Regions from separate parts of the Mus musculus genome. Here region 2 is linked to region 1. The links are chromatin loops, found by intact Hi-C in ENCODE. Cell type or tissue: heart. All regions are shown on one strand.

The links. Peaks named below come from ENCODE experiments on the same cell type or tissue, not always from the same donor. Only the 100,000 strongest peaks of a DNase experiment are listed, where the experiment ranks them.
Region 2: it touches region 1 in a loop (6-fold over the local background); 3 of 42 quality-filtered maps call a loop at or near these places.

What each region holds. Positions count from the first base shown.
Region 1 is chr1:72,876,450-72,884,449 of GRCm38, reverse strand. No RefSeq gene overlaps it. Among named protein-coding and RNA genes, the nearest start is that of Igfbp5, 5.6 kb to the right of the region's middle. In heart, a CTCF peak has its summit at 4,987 (motif pointing right); a DNase peak (open chromatin) is centred at 6,429; H3K4me3 peaks cover 542 bases; H3K27ac peaks cover 2,841 bases.
Region 2 is chr1:73,185,108-73,193,107 of GRCm38, reverse strand. All of the region lies in intron 1 of Gm29185 (a long non-coding RNA gene), which reads right to left. Among named protein-coding and RNA genes, the nearest start is that of Gm31197, 48 kb to the right of the region's middle. In heart, no CTCF peak of the experiment used is centred here; a DNase peak (open chromatin) is centred at 4,137; H3K27ac peaks cover 1,105 bases.

The DNA.
Region 1 (8,000 bases):
CAACAAACCAGTCAGTACTCAGAAAGTTAAACATAGAATTAGTTACCATATGAACCAGCAATAGGAATGTTACTCAAGAGAAATAAAAATGCACATCCACACAGGACTTTGTATATAAATGTTTGTAGCAGCATGAGTTTCTCCTGGGTTTTTTTTTTCATTTGTTTGTTTATCTTTCTGTGTATGAGTGTTTTTCCAGCGTGTATGTATATGTACCATGTGCAGTCCTGTTACCAGTGGACGTCAGAGGAGAGCACCAGTCTCCTGGAACTGGAGATGATTGTAAGTCACCATGTGAGTGCTGAATTGAACCCAGGTCTTCTGCAAGAAAAGAAAGTGCTCTGAACTGCTGAGCCATTTCTTCTACCCCATAGCAGCACAGTAATTGAAAGCCAAAAAGAAAAAAGAAAAATAATCTCCATTTCCTCCAGCTGCTTAGTGACTAAACAAAATGTGGTATTTCCAATACAATGGGAAATCATTCCACCATCGGATGAGATGAGATCTCATTAAATTGCCCAGGCTGAACTTGAATTCACTCTGGTGAACCCAAGCATGTCTTGAAGTTGAAGAGTGTGTGTGTTCATAATATTCCTATATGAGAGGATGCACTTGTGTCTACAGTTATACACATGTGTGCATATGCATATGGAAGTTGGAAAATAATTTTATATATTATTCTTCAGGGTCTTCCATCTTTTAAGCTAGGGTCTCTCATTAGTTTGGAACTTCACCAAGTAGACTAGACTAAATAATCATGAATGAACTTCCAGGGATCTGCCTGCACACACTCTCCATTTTGCCATCACTGGGATTACAGACATGTGCCACAAGACCCAACTTTTTAGATCCCTATACTTACAAAACAAGTGCTTTACCAAGTTAGCCATCTCCCTGGCCCTTATATTTTTAATATAAGTAAGTAGAGTTCACTCTAACAACAGAAATTATGTATTTTAAATTCATAATCAATAATGTATTTTTGTCACCAGTTTCAACTTTCTTAAAGTTGAGATGTTTTAACCAAAAATAGAGGACAGTGATATTCAAAGTTTAAGACTCAGGGAAAAGCCCTCCTTCCCGTCTCCTCTCAGCCTTTCTATCCTTGGATGGATGGATGGACGGATGGACTCTATAGTTAGTTGGATGATGTATGTTTGGTGGTCAATTGTTTTATTTAACTGTTCCAAGTCTACAGGAGTATAAGTTTCTAGTGAATTATGTTTATATTGTGGAGAATACATATTCACCAACAAACTGGTAGACCACTTTTTGGGCCCCATGATGTCTCATCTGTATGTGATACACACACAAATAGACAGATAATAGATGGATGGATAGATAGATAGATAGATAGATAGATAGATAGATAGATAGATAGATAGCAGAGACATACAACTCAGGCTAATCATGTTAGACACCTGTGTTCAGTTTATGGTTTTATCCACAATGTCTCTCACAATTAGATGAAGAGTCCGCGTCTCATCTTGGCAGTGAATAGCCTAAAAGGAGCTCCCAGAGAAACAGGTCCAAGATGGCTCAAAGGCTATTCTCTGCCTAATTAAGTTGAATATGTTCACAGTCCCATCAGTAGGCCAGGACTTGGAGCCAAAGATCTGTAGATAGGCTTCCCAAAGCTCTGGGAAGTCAGGGATCTGAGAAACTGTGAGCCTAACTTTGGGTCTTTCCTTCACTGTGTTGTTAAAGACAGAGATATTGATGGCTGTGAAACAAAAAAGAAATCACTGGATATGTACATGCTGCTCATCTTGAATAATCAGATTAGTCACCAAGCAAGTAGACCATTGTTTCTCAAACTAACATGACCTATAGCAGTTTCTTTCCCACCCCCCCCACCCAACTTCTCCCAGATCCTCCCCACCTCTCTGCCCACCCAAATCCATACTTTTCTTTCTCTCAATTGAAAACAGTCATCATCATCATCATCATCATCATCATCATCATCATAATAAGCAATAAAAACAAACGAGAATAAGACAAACTTTTTTAATGGGGGGGGGGGGAAACAACCAAAGAAAAGGCACAAGAAACACATATAGATGCAGATACATACATATTTGCACACACAGAAATCCCACAGAAAATACAAATTTGGAAACAATTATATATATGCAAAAGACCTGTAAGGTTAAAGAAAAATAGCCTAGACAAAGCTGTATGAGACAATAAACTCCAAAATTACCACTGAGTTTATTTTCTGTTGGCCATCTACTGCTGAGCATGGGGCCTGTCCTTAAGCAAGGTGTGTATACTCAATGCAATCCCACTAGAGAAAACTAATTTTTCCTTATGAGTGATTATCAACTGGAGATAACTTCTGGGTTAAGAATATGGGCTTGTGTCCACTTCCCATCTCAATGCACAGAAGAGTTTTTTAAACTTTTTGTACTTGTGGCCTCTTTTCACCTGAGTATATAGGTATATAAAATAAGTCTACAAATAAAAAATCTGATAACAAACCATGAGAAAATTATTTTAAAACAATTATTTGATATCTATATGATTTATTATTTATTATTTATGAAAGACAAAGCGGTCTGATGGAATTGCTCAGCAGGTCAAGGTGTTTGCTGCCAAGACTGGTGGCCTAATTCCATCCCTTGTACCCACATAGCAAAGACGACCAATTCCCACAAGTGGTCTTCTGACTCCCACATGTATTCTGTGAATAAAACACACACAATAAAATATAGTAAAAGACAAAAGAAGGAGCTGGAGAGATGGCTCAGTGGTTAAGAGTACTGGCTGCTCTTCCAGAGGTCCCAGGTTCAATTCTCAGCACCCACACGGCAGCTCACAACTGTCTGTATATAACTCCTGTCCCAGGGCATCTGACACCCTCTCACAGACATGCATGCAGCCAAGTCACCAATGTACATAAAATAAAATATTTTTTTAAAAAGACAAAAGAAACTCTACATAGAAATGAGAGAGATGTTTGCTTTTTTTACATAATGAATTAAATCTTACCACTTGACACTGAAGGACACTGAGCAACTGCAATATTTTTTAGAATTGATCAATATTTTTACTTTACAATTGTAAATGCTGAGAACACCACGCCATAGAAATTCATGATAAAAAGTATGTTTACAGCCATTTCAGAAACTGTTGGAAATTCTGTCCTAATCCCAACCCAAAGTCACTTAACAGTTTTTTAAAGGCAATGCAAGCCAAAAAACTCAGTCATCTTTAAAATAAAACATTCTAACACAACACAACCCAGATATACACTTCATTTGATGAGGAGGAAACATGATAGGAAAATATTAAAAGTCTTTGTTCTCCACAATTAAACCATTATGCTTCTGTAAGAGAAGAAAACTGTGTGTACAGTAAAGTCAACTTAATGCGTAATGCACAAAAGTCTCAGATCTGAGCCGATGTGTTTCATGCAGTGTGCACTGGTGTGTGTGCCAATACGGTATGTTCAGTATGAAGTTGGCGTGCTGTAGATTCAGAAGAGCTGTGGTAAAGTCCCGTGATGCAATGCGTGATGAGTACCACCAGACGCACGTTGGATTTGTTACACGTTTGACTGTGAGTTACTTTTTAATCGTTGCACTTTTGAAAACCTTTTACTATCGCCACGTTTCCCACAGGCCTCACATTCAGTTCCACGACACCATGTGTGCAGGGACACGACTCACGTTGAAGAAAGAGTTCCTGGATGCATTCTTTGGAAGTTACACAAGGATGTGCATTTCTGTTTCATTTTTTTAAGTGGTTTTGAAGACTGAACGCACCTTAGATCACTTTGGACGATCACCTTCTAATCTCACTATAGAAGAACATTTTCCCCTAACAAAACATCAAAGCCAGGTCCACTCCCCACTGAGATAGCAGGGAAAGAGCCCACGTGACCGCGGCGGGAGTCAGGTTGTAAAAATGCTGGTTCTATTTCTCTCATGACTGAAGGAATTTCCCTGTAGGAATTTTGACTATACCCAAATTTCACTTTGCAAACTGGCTTTAAAACTAATCACGGTGAAACCAGGTCGTGGGAGTGTACACCTTTGATTGCAGCACTTAGGAGCCGGAGGCAGGTAGATCTCTGAATTCAAGGGCACCCTGGTCTATGGAGAGAGTTTCGGGACAGCCAGGGCTATACAGAGAAACCCTGTCTGGAAAAACAAAACAATGCCGGACGTGGTGGTGCACGCCTTTAATCCCAGCACTCGGGAGGCAGAGACAGGCGGATTTCTGAGCCTGGTCTACAGAGTGAGTTCCAGGACAGCCAGGGCTACACAAAGAAACCCTGTCTCGAAAAACAAAACAACAACAACAACAAAAACCTAACCACTGTGTAAGGCAGGACTCCAGTACTGGTTAGGGAGTAACCGAAGGATTAAATAATGGATCAGTACATCAACATGTGTACTCAAAAACTTTACACTGTAACAGTTAAATTGCAATCACAAATATTGATACATATTTTCCAGCAAGACCTCAGCCTAATACCAACCAACATATTAATTAGTATTGTCACTTGTTTTGTAGGGATGGGAGCGTTGGTTGACTTTATTTGCATTTTTGATGGATTTGACAGTGCTTTGACTGTAAGACTATGGTGCACTCCGAGTTAAGCGCACTGACTTTACTGTACCCATGCAGTCTTCTCTTACAGAACTGAAATGATTTCATTATGAAAAAAACCCAAAACAATATTTTCCTACAGTCTTTCCTCAGCATCAAATGAGGAAATAACACAATCTTCAGATTGTATTGTGCTAGAATGTTTGATTTTTTTTTTTTAATGGCTGAGTTGTTGACTTGAGTTTCCTTTAAAAGTTGTTAAGTGAATTTTGGTTGGGGATTAAGACGTTGCATATTTGTGCATATTTAGAGTGTATACGATTTTAAGGCTAACAATAAGAGTCAGAATTGATTTTATTTAAAGACTTATTTCTATTTTCATTACAGTGGATGGGGGTGCATATGTTTGTGATGTCTGAAGAGGCCAGAAGAGGGCGCTTGACCCCCTGGAGCTGGAGTTGTCAGACATGAGTGCTAGAAATCCAACCTAGACCCCTGTAAGAGCAGCTCGTGCTGCTAACTGCTGAGACATCTCCCCAAGCCCCAGATTTTATGTTTAAGACTCCAAAATCTGTTATCTTGTAACCATTTTCTAATAACTAAAAGGAAGGCAGCCTGAGGAAGGTCTTCTCCTGCTTCACATAAATTCGCCCACACTCCCTCTCCCCGCTGAACTATGATGAAACCTGTCCTCCACAAGGCTCTGTGGTTTTTATTTGGCCTTTCCATAGTTCACGCTCATTAAACCCGTTTCAAGCAGTTAACCCTCTGTCTCTCTCCTCTTACTCCATTTCCCTACCCACTTCTCTCTCTCCTCCAGAGCCGGACCTCCCCATCCTGTCTTCGAAGTCACAACGGATCACTTTTCCTTGTTAATCTCATTTTCCAAAGTGAACGGGGCTTCTGAGCTGCCCGTTGTAGAAACAAGCCAGGTCCCGTGGTCTGAGAGACAGGGGGGCTGCAGGCCCAAACTGTCTCTGTGGAGTTCTGCTTAGCCCCCTCTCTGCCTGGATTGGCTCCAGCAACTCCTAAGCATTAATCCGTAAAACCATGGATGCATATACTGCTCACATAGGGACACAAATCACTCTGAGTCACGGCTGGCTTCTGCTCTTTTATAAAACAGTCCGCCTCGGGGGTCAATTTCAACTCCGGTTAAGTTGCCCGCTGCAGCGAGCCTCACTTATAAAACTTGAACTTTAAAGCAGCACGTGGTTTGACGCTAGAAGTCATCCTCCTTTCTATAAGAAATGTCATATAAAACCTACGAATCCACTGTGCAAAGGAACCCAGAGCTATCTGAGGAGAGAGCCTGCCTCTGCCAGAAGACTACCGGAGAGGGTGGAGCCCGTGAGCCCCTGCAACACCGTGTTATTCTTGAGAAAGTCCCGAGCCACGATGGCAAGAGGTTCTGAGCAGACAGCTATGTGTTTGGACTGCGTGAAATAGATGAATTAACATCTTAGAACTCGTAGTAAAGGGAGACGATAGTGTGCTTTTTAATGAAGACCACCACCGAGAAGTTTTAGGGCTTGTACTGATGAACGAAACGTCACCATATTCCAAGCTGGAGGAACCTGTCTTCAGGGTAAATCTTGAGGGGCTGCTAGAAGGACATTTAGTAACTCAGGCATGTGTGTTGCTAACACCAGAAAGAGTGGGCAGGCTTGACAGCATGAAAGTGAGCCCAAAGGGTGCAGGCACACAAGGATGCCCCTCTGCAAGGCTATGTCTCTCCCATGCACCTAACCCCATTGTTAAAGCTCTTCGTTCGTTCGTTCATTTGCCTCTCCTCTGCTTCTTCTTCCTCTTCCTGCATGAAAGGAGGTAGAGGCATGATTTCAGTGATGTATCTGTTCTGCCACCTAGCCTTCAGTGATGACACTACACCACAGCAGTCCTGAGCTGCTCCCTACCCTGCCTGGCTCTATCCTGCTCAACTTCTTTTACTGTAGAAGGACTTGAAGACTGGGTGCCTGTTTTTAAAAGTACCAGAGTGTAGGATCCAGATAAGACAGTGGCATTAGTCTTCCTGATGGGTCTTGGTCTCTCTGTATGCATGTATCTGGTGGGGAAAAAGTCAATGACCAGATCTTGAAAGTGGAACCAATGATGAATAAACCTCTCTTAGACAATAGTTAACTTGCTTTCCCCAACCCTGTTATCAGGAACCATCCTTGCCCTAGAAATCATTCCAAAATCTTGGAGAAACAGCTGGCTTATGGAGGTCTGGTAAGCTTCCTGAACGAAAGCCCTTTGAATGTTGTTCAGACAAACAGCACAAATCTTTCATTCTCTTGTAGTTCTTGAAGCTTGGTCCTGGTCATCACTTAATTCTTGTCAAAGCAAATAAAAGAGTGATCTCAGGGGAGACAGAGCATGGTAGATGACATTTAACTTCAAACATCACTAAGAAGATTGTGTCCAAAGGCTTATCAGAGCTCAGCTATCCACACACAGGTACGTTCCTGGCAGCAAAGCTAAGCCAGCCATTAAGGAGGTCTCTGAGAGTGCGACCAGATTTCAGTGTGTCCAGAATAAGTTAGTCATCTCAGTGAAACTCTGTTGATATTAAGTCCCCCCCCCTCCCATCTTCTGAAGAGTCCAGGGCTTTTCGAATAGAGGGCAGAGAGAATGGACTCATGGGAAGCCCTTATGCCCCAACACCCAGCACGCTTGTCACTGAACATCACATATAGACTGTTGAGCATAAAATTCACCTCTCCAGTCACTGATAAAAATCGCTACAGACGATCCCAGGGTTCAAAGGAGGTTTCGTGTGTGCTCTCAAGAGCCTACCCTGTGACCCTGAAGAGCAGTGCCCGTCTCTCGGTTCCTTCTGCTCTTTTGGAAGTGGAGCTCATCATGGTTGTTTAATATAGAAAGTCATTCACTGATCTCTCCCCATGACCCCACCATCACCCTTCGAGGACCAATTTCCCACTCTCTCACTTCTCTTCTCCCTGCCCACCTCTCTTCTCTATGAGCCCTCTCCTTCTCTTACTGGTCCTTACACACTGTACTTAGCCACAAGAAGTCAGCTAGAACAAAATTTACTTCTAGAGGCTATATTTTGAGAGTACTGGGCAACTCTTGAGAAACCGGACAGAAGAACCACCCTAGATTTCTCGTTTCAAATGCTACACCAGGGTGAGCTGAGCCCATCCCCACACCATGCCCCTTTCTAACACTCTTCCCTCCTGAAGTTAACTTAAATAAGAAAATAACACTTGATCTCTTCCCCTTCTAAAATAATGCAACCCAGTTTCTAATGTTAAGTTGCTCCCTGCTTTCCCAAGCCCTCCAACAGCAGAGACAGGCTCTTGGAACCAACCAACCCTCCTGCCTTTTTGGGGGGTGTGGGGGTACATTGGTGCACACAGCTCTTCTTCCCTCTGCTAGCCACCAACACAATAAAACTGCCCTGGCAATGGGTGTAAAAG
Region 2 (8,000 bases), 310 kb before region 1:
TTTCCTCCCCAACTTGCTTCTTGGTCATGATGTTTTGTGCAGGAGTACAAGTCCTGACTAAGACACACACACACACACACACACACACACACACACACACACACACACACACGATCATTTTTAAATGATAAACTTTCACATGAGCCCGGATGACAACAGGATTCAAACTTGCAAAGTTCCCATCACTTGCACTCAGAGCTCTATGTTCATTGTGTGTGGGAAAAGTATACACAAAGAAGGAATAACTGTAGAGTGGTTGGGCAAACATGAAGCCCACAAATCATGGAGCCCCAGGAAAGGAAAATGATACAGTGGAACCCAAGCAGGGAAAGCCTAGACCATCTGAGACCGGCCAGCATCCTGGAGAGATCCTTCACTCTCATAAGAGTTGTAATTGCTTTCAAGTGTTACCCTGCTGCCAAGGTCCTGGATTGAGATCTCCCTTTGACTGGCATCCAGGGAGAGGGCCTGTGTGAGGTTACACAGCCAGGGTGCATTAATTGTTCTTGAGAAAATAGCACCCCTTCTAGCCCTCCTCTTGAAGAGACTCAACCTTCTCATCCTTCCCAGGGAAGTACAACAAATGAAGTGGTCTATGGAGGGACTGCCCAGAGCTGTGAGCCATCAGGCACGAGGAGGTGAGTTAACAGACAGGGCTGCCCGGGCAAAGTATATTTTGTTTCCACTGGAAGTAGAACATTCAGAAGCTGTGGAAGAGGCTTAAGGGGGACCTGGCTGGGTAAGGAATCAATGGACTGAGTGATATAGAGGTTGCCACAGACTCTAAAGTATGCTCGCCCTGGTCTCTACCTTACCATGGCTGCCCATGGGTCAGTGCTCATGCCCCTGGGCTGATGGATCACACTTCACAAACTCAGGCTGAAAGGGGATGGATGTGTGATTTGTTATATTTCCAAATAGAGATCATAGGGATGAATTATCAAGAAGAAACAGTGTATCACAGAAAGAGACTCAACCAGAGAACTGGATTCTGATTGGAAAGTTCCCTCTAATTAGCTCCAGGCCTGTGGGGTATTCCCACATCTTCAATAAGATAGGCCTGTCTGGATTAATTGCTCAACTCCCACTTTTGAAATCTTCCCTAAAGGTTTTTTTTTCTGCAGTGCCTATTCATTATTAACATCCTACACACACACACACACACACACACACACACACACACACACACACACACCATACCATGTACCACATACACTCACACCATACCACATACCACACATATACACACATGCTTCACAGGCCATACATAGATCATGAGCCATACATATACAGTGTTCAACATATCACATACCACATATGATGTACACACTTTCCACATATTACCTAGATGCACGTAGAATACTCACTACATACCAGTTCTCAATGAACAAATAAAAATGAGGAAATAATGGAAGTATTAGGTAAATACAAAGGATAGATAACTAATAGTGAGGTAGGGTAGGAACATGGTGAGGCAGGGCATAAGTAACTGTGCTACAAATCACTGGTACTAAAAATCCACACAGGTCAACCAGGACTGCTTAAACAATAAGAACACCCATCCTTCCATGAAGCTGAATTGGCCTCAGCGGTCTTCTACCACACTGCACAGGTCTGACCTCCCACTAGCTGGTTCTTCATTGAGTTCCAGGAAAGAACTACAACACCTACCCATCCCACCATACTTAGTCTTCCTGAGTATCTTCAGTGTAGCAGAGAGCCTAATGCCCAGGTGGCCAGCCTCTGTCTGCCCATGTCTCACAATTATGAATGGTCAGAACTCAATCTTGTCTCACTTGCTGGTTACATGGTTCAAGCTGGTGGTGCAGAAGCTGTTCCTGCCATCTTAGCCCTTGGGCTACAGCCATGTTCAAGGAGTTTACAGTCCAGATCAATTGCACTTACGGGGCTGCCAACAGAAGCACATGATTACAGAAACCGGTGTAAAAGAATTTTAAGGAGGAGGACTGGATTCTAAATTACACAGGAGGCGTTGGGTCTGGACTGTTTTCATCAGGAGCCGTGTCCTGGAGGTAACAGGCCATAAATAGTCATTTAAAGAGAAGTAGGAATGTGTTAGGGTGGGCCCAGGAATGAGTCAGGGCAAAACAGGCTCGTGAGGGAATGGGCCAGCCAGCAAGCAGGAGCTGAAGCTTTGGCTATGGGAAGGAGACAGGTAGGCAACAAGTGCATGAAGCCCAGGCACAGCACAATGGCTTTAGTGGAGCATCACTGTGCAGAGTGTTCAGGGTTGATGATGTGGAAGGACCACTTGGACAAGTTGTTACAAAATGTCTACATAAGTGTTGGTACCTTTTGTTTGTTTTGGTGGTGGTGGTGGTGGTGGTGGTGGTAATAGTATGTGTGTTGGTCAGTGTTGAGGGGTGTGTGTGTGTCTGTGTGTGTGATAGAGAGGAGGAGGGAGAAGGAAGGAGTGGTTTTCTTGTTATTTACTCCCTTAGTGGTTTAATATGCAGCTAGACTTGCCCTATGTTGTTGTAGAGCATACAATGCTGAATGCATAATGAAAGCTGAGTGAACTAAATATGTGTGATTCTTACCCCCACAGAGCCTTAGAGCCATGGAGCAGAGAAAAACACACACAAACACATAATTATACACTGTGAATCGGGCTACAAAGGAAAAGTAGAGAGTGGAACTTGTGTGTGTCACACCCAATGGCTCATCTTTCCAGTTTCTGAGAGGTCAGTGGTGATGGGTGCCACAGTTCCATAACAGGAAATCATTTAGGTGAACTGGGAGGGATACACGCTCCCATGTGTTATATGCCAACCCAAACTTTGTAAAGGGTAATCAAGATTTTATTTTTAATATAAAAATAGAAAAACTTAATGCTATCTGTGCCTAACATACAGAACTGGAGAAAGTCTTTCCCCCTAAACCAAAGACAACATTTTGACCCTGGACATCAGAGAAGATCAAGGGACTACGGCAGAAGCCTTTCAGTGAACAAGAGTATTAGGATTGGTCAGTGAGAGTCCCTATGATAGGTGAGGCAATGGCTCCTGCAGCCTGGAGAGAGAGCGAAAGGGAGGCAGAAAGAGAGGTGGGGAGTTCAAGCCATTCCTGCATTTCTTCTCATTATGTCAACAACTTCAACAACTGTGCAGCAGCCAGATAGCTTCTAATAACTGGGAATCATGACTTAGACTGCATAATTTTCTGCATTTGGAAAAGGTGGGTGAGGGGAGAAATCTGGGGAACAGAAGAGGGGCTAATGTACAGGAAACTCCACAATCTACCTTAGAAAGTGTTTCTCCCACTTAGTCTCCTGAGGGAGGGCAATAGCATCTGTGCATTGTGTGTAGAATTATACAGATGTTATCTGTTTGAATATTCCCAACCAGCTTAATATCTTGAGGTAGGAAGGAATTTCTTTAGAACTCTGAAACTCAGGGACTCCCAACACCAAAAATTGAGGACATGGTGGAGCTCAAATTTAAATCAAAATTAAGACTCCTGGGTTCCATGAAATAATACTGGGATACTTAGAGACATATATAACACACAATGTTGCCCTCTACAAAGTTCATGCTCATGAATCATGCAGTTGAGTTAATATATATATCATATATATGTATACATGTACATATATATGATGTATATATACACATTTAATCTCATATATTTTAAAAATGTTTGTAAGGGTGTGCATTCATACTATCTTTGGCTACATGCAGGTGCATGCAACCCATGGGCCACAGGCTTCACATTCCCGACTGGAAGTGGGAGATGAAGATGAGAGGAAGAAAAAGATGGAGAGAAAGAAGCAGAACAGAAGACTAGAATGAGAGGGGTTCAGGAAAGAGAGACGTGATGATCAAGCAAAGGACAGGGGAAAAGGAAGTTAGAAGAGAAAAAGGATGAGCAGAGAGGAGGAAGGTGGTGGAGGAAAGGAGAGAAACCTGACTAGGTCATGAGCAAAGTCTGCTATTTCTTCAGCCTGCAGCTGCAGTGAAATGTCCCACTCTGTCTCCAGTTTCTACCGCTTCCACAGTGCAGGGTGTTCTCAGTTTCCTGACCCTCTGTCCTGGATTCCCATGGACACCTCTTCCTTTCCCAGCCTCTCCCTAGTCCCAGAGTTTGAACAAAGCTCCCATCCGGATGCCTCTGCTTTCTCACACAATGGCTTCCTTGCCATTGAAGACAATCTGTGCTACTGACCTTTAACATCTGCTGGCTCAGTTACACCATGAGGAGACAGGAAAGACTTCCTCTTGGCATGGTGATGTTTTTCTCATAGTGGTGAGTCCAAAGGGATCCTAGATGGAATGGGGCTCAGCTACCAACAGAGAGGACAGGGGCAGTTCTGTGAATTGCCTTCCTTCAGAGGCCACCAGAATCTATAGCGTCTAGTCTAGACAATTCTTCCACACATACTAATCTAGAACAAACCCTCCCTTTTACAATATAAAAGGGCAAGATATACCTACAGGAGCTTCCCTTCCAAAACTGTTAAGTAGCTAGGCATGGTTTAGCCTTGGACATCAAGGATGCACCCCCGCCTAAGGATGCACCCCTGCCCCATGATAGGCTTTGGAGGCCATCTCCCATTTCTTGGATAACATTTAAAAAGGTAAATACATTTAAAATGGTAAATACTCAGCCCTCCTGTCAAAATAATGGAATAATCCTGGACTTAAGAGGAAACATGACATTCTGATCTGCTCGAAAGGTTAGGCCATATCAAACTATTGCCTTAAGAGTTGATAGAGTAGGGCCAGCCAATCACCTGGCCAAGCGTCTGCCCCACAGGACATACATTCATCTGAAGAAATGCTATGGAGGTGGGAGGAATGATTATCCCCTTAATGAGATAATGTTCATATCCTTTCCAGGAAACTCCCTCCACACAGCTGCCTTCAGAGTCATGCAGCATGCCCGTTTTTGTCTGGTCATTTTCTTATTTCTTTATTCATTTTAATTAATAGGCGTGCTTTCCTGGACATTCTGGGATTTCTTACCAGCTCTCTGAAGCTTTGCTGTTTGCCAATCTTCATTGTCGAACATGTCTGCTTTCTTGGACTTTGAAAGCTCCAGCATTCTCCCTTCTTCCTCTCTGCACCTCTTCTCTAGTCAGCTGCTGAGATGCACAGCTCACCTGCCCTGTTCTTTTCCTTCCAATTTCTAACAAAATCTTTGTCCTCGGGCTTCCTTCTGAGACCATTTTTAAATTCTTTAACCAATGAGTCAGAAAAGGGAGCCCTGACTTCCCTGGTAACTACAGGTTTTATACAGGCCCTCATGCTAGCTGCTACTCCCTAGACCTGCCATTGACAGCAGGTCACCCTTTTCTGCTCTCCTGTAGGGTGTGTAATGGGACCTGTCAGCCCCACTGGGAAGCATGCATGAGCATCAGCCTCATATAATTCATGGTTGGTTTTTCACCCTTCACAAACAATCTTCCCATTGTCTCCATCCACCCCATCTCCAACCTTGCTGAGTTGCTGTCCAAATCAATCATCTTAGCAATAGAAGCAGACAACATTGCCATTCCATTACCAAGATTTGCAGCAGCACATGCTGGTAGTTTTGACGAATCAAGTCTTGACTGAAATGTCCAACTCCCCCTAAAAAATGTTATTTCCAATGGCCTCCCTAAGATGACTTCTATCCATTCCCCCCACAAGGTTCTGTGTGGGATGTCAATATTCTTATTTTCATTACAGCACTTGCCCTGGCATTTGTGTGACCCAAGCTGTAGAGCTGAAGTCCTCACATCAGGCTCTCAGGACTTACTATGTGACCTGCACCAACCCGGCTCATGTATGTTCAATAAATGTGAATATAAGAAATAGGTGTAGTTTAGAGGCAAAAGCACTTGCCCACCATGCATGAGACCACAAGTTTGATCATCATCATTGTAAAGTCTTTTTCAAAACAACAAAATGAACAAAATAACAATGGGTGGAGGAGCCTGGATCACCCAAGCCCCGTTCTCCCCCCATAGCATGCTCTCTGCCTTTCACCTGGCATCAAGTGGCTTTTCCTTTTGCCTTCTCATTTTTTGAGTAGAAAAGACCAGATCTTGTCAGTCATTACCCATGTATAATTATAATTTCTTTGCTGTTACTTCTGGCTATATGCTTTTCCTAAGTTATACAGCTGTAAATTAAAGGATGACAACAGAACTATCTTGAAAATTAAACAAAACAGCTATGGTGATGTGATCTGCTATACATTAAACATTCAACTAGAATCAACTGCTTTGTATTCCCCCCCCCCTTTTTGTCCCTGTAACTTACTTCCCTGCCTTGTCCCAGTTCTTTCTTCCTATCCATAAACTAGAGGAAAAGAAGATGGGCAGAGTTACCTGAGAAGTATCAACAACAATGATACCCAAGAAGAGTCTAAGAGAGCAGCAGCAGGCATTGGGGACAGCAATAGGGATGTTTAGGATGTAGAATGGTCATCTCGAAGATTCTACCCTCCTATTCTGAACTTCACCCTTTTGTTAGTCCAGCTGTGCAGGTAAATTAGGGAGCATTTATTGAACCAGGTGTGGGTTGGAAGAAAGAACCCTTACACTGGAAATAGAAGATTTGTTCCCTTGAACTCAACCAGATTCGGGTTTTGAGGAAAATCAGCTCACCCTCATAGTATCAGCTCATCTCCAGTGCTCTTAGCTCACCCCTGGACAGACAGACACAGGAGGTCTCATGGCTAAACCAGAGCAAGCTGTTTGTGGCAGCGATCTTCAAACAAGGGCTATGTGAACAGATGCTCCAAGAAGTATTATTTGCAGCTTTTGGTTTTCTTTGTAGGACTCCAACCCTTCCCCACACAGACACCTTAGTCTTCATCTTATGTTTTGATAGACCTGAGTTGAAAGACTTATTCTCACCAGGCTAGCCATCTGGATTTCTTCCCTCATCTCTCCTGGAGCCTCACCTTCTCTAGGGAGGATTTCCTTCTCAAGCTGACAAGAGTAGAAGCTTTTCAAAAGTTTGTGGAGATGAACTGGCCTCTTTTCTGCTATGCCTGCCTGAAGCCAAGGTCACATTCTGGACCCAAACCACTTGCTAACTAATCTCCAAGGGTAAATGGAGAGTTGATGCCACTGCCAACTCCAGGCAGTTCCCAAAGCCATAGTTCTCATGCAATATCCAGAATGTCCTGCCTGAAGACTGAGTACCATGTCCCTCTGTGCAAACGTCTCACACTTCTCATTAGAATATGGAACTGTCTTAGCTGTCAGCACCCATACCATGCAACTATTGTTATGCCCTTCATCCCCACAGGAACACAGTTACAATAATGGTGTATCTGGGTTATTGTTGTTGTTTTCTTTTTCCTCGTTTTAGGAAAAAAATGGTGGGTCCATGCTGGAAAAACTAAAGAAAGGCTGGGCCATCTTGTACTTCAGTCCTGCCTGGGTAATGCTGAGGGATGAAAGAGGACATGCTAGACAGGATCATGGGAGCTCATATGGAGAGACTGAAGGCCATTTGGCGCTGTGGCTATCTTTATAAAGTGTATGTTTGTTTGGACTTTTACCCTAAGACTTGGAAGAAAAGATGAAAGATTGGAAACTTTCAGAACCTAGGCCCCTTCCTCCATCTATCCTTCCTGAGAATTATTTTACAGCCTCTTAAGTGGCAGTCTGGTTAACATATGTCCCTGCCTGTGGTGGACCAGCACATCCTACCTTGAACTCTGAGACCCTTCCTCATTTTGTTCCAGTCTAGGCTGCCATCAAGTGCCTCCAGAGCTTCCTAGTAAGGTACCCAGTGGGAAACTGAGATAGAGATTGGAGAATGGGTCCATGTATTGGTTTGCCTAGGGCAAGACTTGATGTTTTGACCTCCGGAAGGTTGGGTGATTGGTCTGACATGGTTATTGTTCAACTTGTCCTCCTGAATAAAGACCAGACCAGGGCACACTCCCAGTCCAGTCTTCTGTAGCAGAACAATCACCCTTCTTAATGCCCTTTTAATCCCATACAATTATAGTTACCAGTGGTCTACTTATGTTCAAAG